Linked DNA regions of Mus musculus: region 2 is linked to region 1. A link is a loop called in an ENCODE intact Hi-C map of the cell type or tissue named here. Cell type or tissue: left cerebral cortex. All regions are shown on one strand. Each heading gives the region's core, and the rest is flanking DNA. Links, peaks and the distances in the headings are about the cores only.

What was found. A loop is a pair of places that touch in the nucleus more often than their neighbours do. Peaks named below come from ENCODE experiments on the same cell type or tissue, not always from the same donor. Only the 100,000 strongest peaks of a DNase experiment are listed, where the experiment ranks them.
Region 2: it touches region 1 in a loop (6-fold over the local background); 7 of 42 quality-filtered maps call a loop at or near these places.

The regions. Positions count from the first base shown.
Region 1 is chr15:71,482,229-71,485,143 of GRCm38, reverse strand. The region is part of intron 9 of Fam135b (family with sequence similarity 135, member B); the gene reads left to right. Among named protein-coding and RNA genes, the nearest start is that of Fam135b, 240 kb to the left of the region's middle. In left cerebral cortex, for the core only: a CTCF peak has its summit at 1,667 (motif pointing left); DNase peaks (open chromatin) are centred at 702, 966 and 1,659.
Region 2 is chr15:71,723,973-71,726,887 of GRCm38, reverse strand. The region is part of intron 1 of Fam135b (family with sequence similarity 135, member B); the gene reads left to right. Among named protein-coding and RNA genes, the nearest start is that of Fam135b, 2.4 kb to the left of the region's middle. In left cerebral cortex, for the core only: no CTCF peak of the experiment used is centred there; DNase peaks (open chromatin) are centred at 104, 1,125 and 1,503; H3K4me3 peaks cover 1,754 bases; H3K27ac peaks cover 1,494 bases.

The DNA of each region.
Region 1 (2,915 bases), core at 175-2,674:
AGTAGGCTTAGAGTGGAGCTTCTTTTAGTTGAGCTAGGCCAACTCTAGGGGTACATTCACTCTTTTTGGGAGCTCTCCAGTCCCCATGTTTGAAGTTTCTATGCATTAGAAGCAGATCTGGGATCCCAAGGAAGTTGTCACATGGTCCAACTTATTCTAGCATGGCAAAACTTTCCACTTCCGAGGGAGGGAGGGTTCATATCCATAACACATCAAGCAGGGAAGCACATGCAGTAGGGCCCCATTGCTTTTTTCTCCTTATGTGAATGGGCCGTCCTTTTCACTGAGTGGTTAGAACTTGATCTCAATTTTACAGGGCTGCATAAGTCAAACCAGAATGCTGGCAGGCAAAGTACAGTTCTGTGGAGACCATGAAACCATGAATGCAGATTTTGATTCCAAGAAGTGCTGGCCCTGGCAGAATTTGAAATTCTGCCAAATCACTTCTTCACAATTTTAAATGAAATCTGTTTCATGTAGCCCTTTGATAGAAAAGACAGTACTAATTTCCCACACTTGGAAATGCCAGTAAAGAAACATGATTGATTAGTTCCTGGGCATTGGTAATCCATTCTACCTCCAACACTTCTCCCTCTCTTGATATCTAGGAACAGCATCCGTTTCCGAGCCATCAGCTGATTTTCCTGGCAGCATCCTCTAGCGTGTATCTGGCTAGGGACCAGTACAAGATCACATCATGTGTTAGTTTAGGAAAGATTTAATAAGAAAAGTCCCACAGGCTGTGAGTTTGCAGGGACTTGAGGTGCTACTCACCAGGAACTCAAGACTGAAACGCACCTGTGATCTACAGGGGAAACCTGAGTTGGAAAACCTGACAGTGGTTTTATCCACAGTTACAGCAGTGAGGTTCCCAGGGCAACCTCTTCACAGCATCCAGAGGACAGTAAAGGAAGTGCTCACACACATTCAGAGTAACAGGTGGATACAAAGATGTGGTCCCTCCTTAAAGTTTCTGAGCCACTTGAAGCCATTGGATGAGATTACTAAACCCGACAAGGGGCAGTGGCAGCCTCCACTTGATAGTAGTGAATGCTGTGACCCTAGTCCCTGGGACACTTTCATATTTGACAATTTGTCACCTCTGGTGACTGCAGTGATTTATGTGAGAGATTTGAAGGACAAAGCTGTCAATAACTTTATCAGCCATATTTCCCAAGAGACCTACTATTCACCCCAGCCCTTGCAGCAGAGTTCAGACTCTGTGGGAAGGCTTTCTTGATTTTACAGCTTTTTATTCTCTGATAATCTCATATGTGTATATAATTAATGGTATTTATTTTAACTCTCTACTACCCTCTTTCATGTCTCTGGCTGAAACCCTTCTTTTCAAATTCCCCTTCTACTTTCATTCCCTGTTTGTATATGTGTGTGTGTTTGTGGATTTGTGTGTCCCATTGAATTCCTTAGTTCTCCTGATGCTACAGGAATTTTCTAACCACGTTTTCTTGTAGAATCTTATTGTGTAAGAAATGCTGAGAGGTAATAGGGTGCAAGGTACTAAGGGTGAAGAGGGTGGTCTTATTCTGCTCTTTACCCTTGCTCTTAATGGATGGACTGGCCTGAGGATTGAATGGTAGATATACTGCTGGGTCCAAATCACAGAGCTGGAATTTGATTAGAGATGAGACAGTGCCACCTCCTGGTAAGTGGTGAGCATCAGCGAACGTGCTCATCTCAAGCACTGCTACTGTGGATGAAGAGCTGCAAGGTTCCTATGACGATGGAACTCTAGCATCAGAGTGCTGTAGGGGTGTCTTTTACTTAGTGTGAGAAACTTACAAATTAAAACAACAACAATAAAAAAAATTGTCATATGATGGCCACTCAGATTTCCCCTCTTTACAATAAGGGAAGAGACCACCCAGCATTTGCAGCCCAGTGAGAAACTGCTTTGTTCTGAGATAAATAAGACTCTACCCACATGGCCAGTGCAAAGGTTGGGGAGGATGGGCAAAGGGTAGAAGGGCATGGAGGAGTGGAGGCCGTGGCTCTGTCTGGGAAGTTCAAGTGTCATCAAGGAACAGGGTAGAGGCTGTCAGACACCTGGGAGGGAAGAGTGCCTCCAGGCAAAGGTGAGAACAGTGTGAAGCACAGGTCACACATGCATGCTAACCTGTGCATATGTATCGACTAACTGCAGCAGGGACATCATGAGATGCAAATATAAATGATAGACTGGAAGTCTGGGTGGGGAGATGCTGAGAGTCCTCCCTGAATAAATCAATCAAGCAGCATAGTGTGCCTCTTACCAAGGCACTGACAGGTCTCCCAACACTCGGTGAATGGCACTGGAAAGTAAGTTTCCTCCTTAGGGCTGCCTTTGATTTTTAGCATAGCAATTTAAGATTTTTTCTAATTTATAAAAAATTGTCTTCATCCCCCATGAACTTTTGGGAACTATTCAACTATTTATTAGTTGTTCCCGGAACCACCCCCTTTCTATTGAGAAAAATGAAAATTAAGGGACTTAGCAAGAATGGGAAAGATGAGTTTTGTTTTGGTCAACTTTGTTGTCAGAGGGCAATCTTATCTGCTTTTCCTGTTAACCTAGAAAATTACCCTCATCAAGAGTAACTCAAAGGAAAAAGTGTTTATTTTGGCCCACATCGTCACAACAATAAAGCCTTGAAATCAAACAGAGGGCAATGAATGCTGGATATGAATTTCCTATATCTCTTTGCACATTCCAGGATCCTACACCCACATAATGGTGCTTCCCACAGTAGGTGGGCTGTCTTTCTACCTCCATTTACAAAATCAAGATAATTCCAGACAAGCATATACAGAGGCCAGTATCCCAGGTGATTTTAGAGCTCACCAAGTTGCCAATCAAAATTAGCCATCCTAGAGGGTCTGGAAATACCTTGCTTCAAGCTAGGAAGCAACATTAGATG
Region 2 (2,915 bases), core at 97-2,596, 240 kb before region 1:
CTCATATAATCTAGGAGGGCAATCTTTTCCACTGGGCTCCAAAGCTCTTAATGTTAAATTTGTTTTAAACCCTGGGTGCACCTGATGTATGACGGACTGTTATCTGCATCTTTGGGCTATAGTGAGGGCTGGAGATTGGCACATGATTTAATCCAGTTCTGCTGGGAGAAGAACACCAGAAGACCCGAGGAGAGGGAGGTGCGTTAGCTGAGTAATTTGATTCAAAAGCTTTTCATAGACTTTAGCAGATTTCTGAAGAATTTCCAGGATGGATAGCCACTGCCTGTGAAAGGATTCTCCTTTTATATCTTAGCCCCAGGGGACTGTGGTAAGTCCCAGTTAAAAGGGTATGTTCTTTAATTGGGCTTTTAATTTATGATGTAGTTATGTTACCCAAGAGGATGTGATCTAGCCAGCATTTCATCTGGGGATTTATACCACAGCGAGGACAATATATTATAGCAAAATGCTATACTGTAGTGTAGAGGAAAGAGGGCAAGATTCTGGAGTCAGAAACAAACAGGTCTGAACTCTGGTTTCATCATACCTGTTGTATGACCTTGAATTGCTCCTGTCTTGTTGGGATGTTTTTTTCTCTATAGAATGTGATTCTAGCAACCCTTAGAGTTTGCTAAGCTCTCATAACAATAAAATTTAATGGCAGAGGATGCAAATGTGGTGGGATTTTAAAGTCTTATGTATGACTAATGCAATTTTAAGAAAGTCATTTTCTAAAGGAAAAAAAATCTCAGATTAACAAGGCATTTCACAGGTATCACCTATGGAAAGAGTGGAACTCTTAGTCAGTGAGTTGTGACTGGGATATTGTCTTGTTCCAGAGATACCTGGGCAATATAAAGAGGGCTTTATTGGGGGGAAACACTGAGTGTCCTCCTTGTTTGTTGCTGCTGAAGGTCAAGAGCTAGCTTTGCCATGGAAGGCAGTGCTCCTCTCTCTCTTGAAAACAGTGTTTGTTCTGTGTAACACAGAGTGGGACCAAACATCTGATCGTGTAAAGAGATATTTGCCCAAAGTGAGGGCGCCTTTAAGTGTTGCATACACTGTGGAGTCTTTTCAAAGCTGAAACTGTCTCAATCCCACTCTGCTCTCTAAAGCCAGATGTATTAGCTGAACCTGACCAAATACGTGCAGCTTGATCTCACTGCTGAGGGAACTGCAATCTCTGAAATGAGCCAGGCCTGTGCTCTGCTCTTTTGTGATTGTGCTTTTGCCCAGGCTGGTGTCTCTGCAGAAAGTAACAGTTTCTCACTTTCTTCTTTTTGTGTGTGTGTGGCCCAATTCAAAGGCTCCATCATATCTGGAGCCTTCTCCGATCCTCTCTTGTGCTTCCTTGATACTCTGTACCTGATTTGACTGACAGACTGTGCTGTGTCATTGCTTGTTACACAGATCTCTTCTCTCTAGACTCTATGCTCCATGAGGGCAGGGGCCTCTCTTAACCTGCCTCACTTCTGATCCCACAACCTCTGGTGAATGAATGGGCCATCAATTTGGCCACCTGTCCTGAAAGAGGCATCACAAAGCCGGTCCCTGGTGCCTTTCTGTATCAGTGCAGCAAGCACAAACCTAGTCTCAAAATGTTCATTTCTTTACAAGGGGCACTTTAGAATTGTTGGCATCTGATCCTAAATGGCTTTCATATAATATTTGCTGAATACTTCAGACTTGGAATGCGTTTCTCCTCCTTCCATCTCCCTCTTTTTATTCAGCTTTCATATAATGGGAAACCATATAACCTGGCTTCAGGGAGCGTGTAACTGAACCTAGGTTCTATGACTGAAAACTAGGGTGGTAGACTCTCGTTTGCCTCAGTTTCCTCATTTGTAGCACGTGGTTGTTGGAGTCAGTCTCAAGTAGATGCTGAGTACCTGGAGAAAGTAGAGGCTGTGCAAAAAGAAAAAAAGAAAGAAGGGAATAAAAAAACCCTCATGATTTATAAAGTACCCAGCAAAAGCACATTCTCTCTCTCTCTCTCTCTCTCTCTCTCTCTCTCTCTCTCTCTCTGTCTCTCTGTCTCTGGTCTCTCTCTCAATTTCTCTTCTAAAAAATGTGCAACATCCCTGGGCTTGATTAAACAATATCATATGAGATGCACTCCAAAGACCCTGTCTCTTCTTCTTGTTAGCTTACTGTGACCTTCAGTAAATCCTTGCCTTCTTTGTAAGGTATATAATGATGGTTGTGTTCCTAGAAGGTAACCTCAGAAGATGTAAAGTAAAAAAACACACATACACACACAGAAAACAAACAAACAACAATAAAACAGTGACATGTGACTTCCCGATGTATAGTATAGTTGCCAATTATAGAAGGTTTCAGAATTATTTTAAATGCCCTAAACCAGTTTCTTTGCTGCATTTCATCTACAAAAGACATTCTGATTGATAGGGGAAGGGAGGGAAGGAAGGAAAGAGGAAAGAAGGAAAAAGTGAGGGATAGAAGAAGGGATAGATGGAGGGAGGGGAGAGAGAGACAGAAAGAGAGAGAGAGGTGGGGAGGGAGAGAAAACACTTTTTGGTTAGATGTGAGAGTCTAATTGGCTACGGCTCTGATTCAGGAGTGGCTTCTGCCTCTTACATCATTTTGTTTATAGGACTGTTGATTTGTCTCTTATTTCTGGACCTTGGTTTCATCATCTGTAAATGGCCTGGAAGATTTCGATATTCCTGCTTAACTCTCTTTCAATGCTGAAGTATACTGACCTATGCTCTCTACTGAGGTTACATCTCCAGTATTCCATCTTTGGTCCTCCATTCATCCTTTTCTTCAAACATCACAATGTGTTCTAACTATACACTTCAATGTCTCATGCCACTACTTCCAGGAGGAACCTTTTTCTTTGGCGTTTGGGACTAGTTGGCTACCTCATTCCACCTTCCCTCCAGGTAAAAATG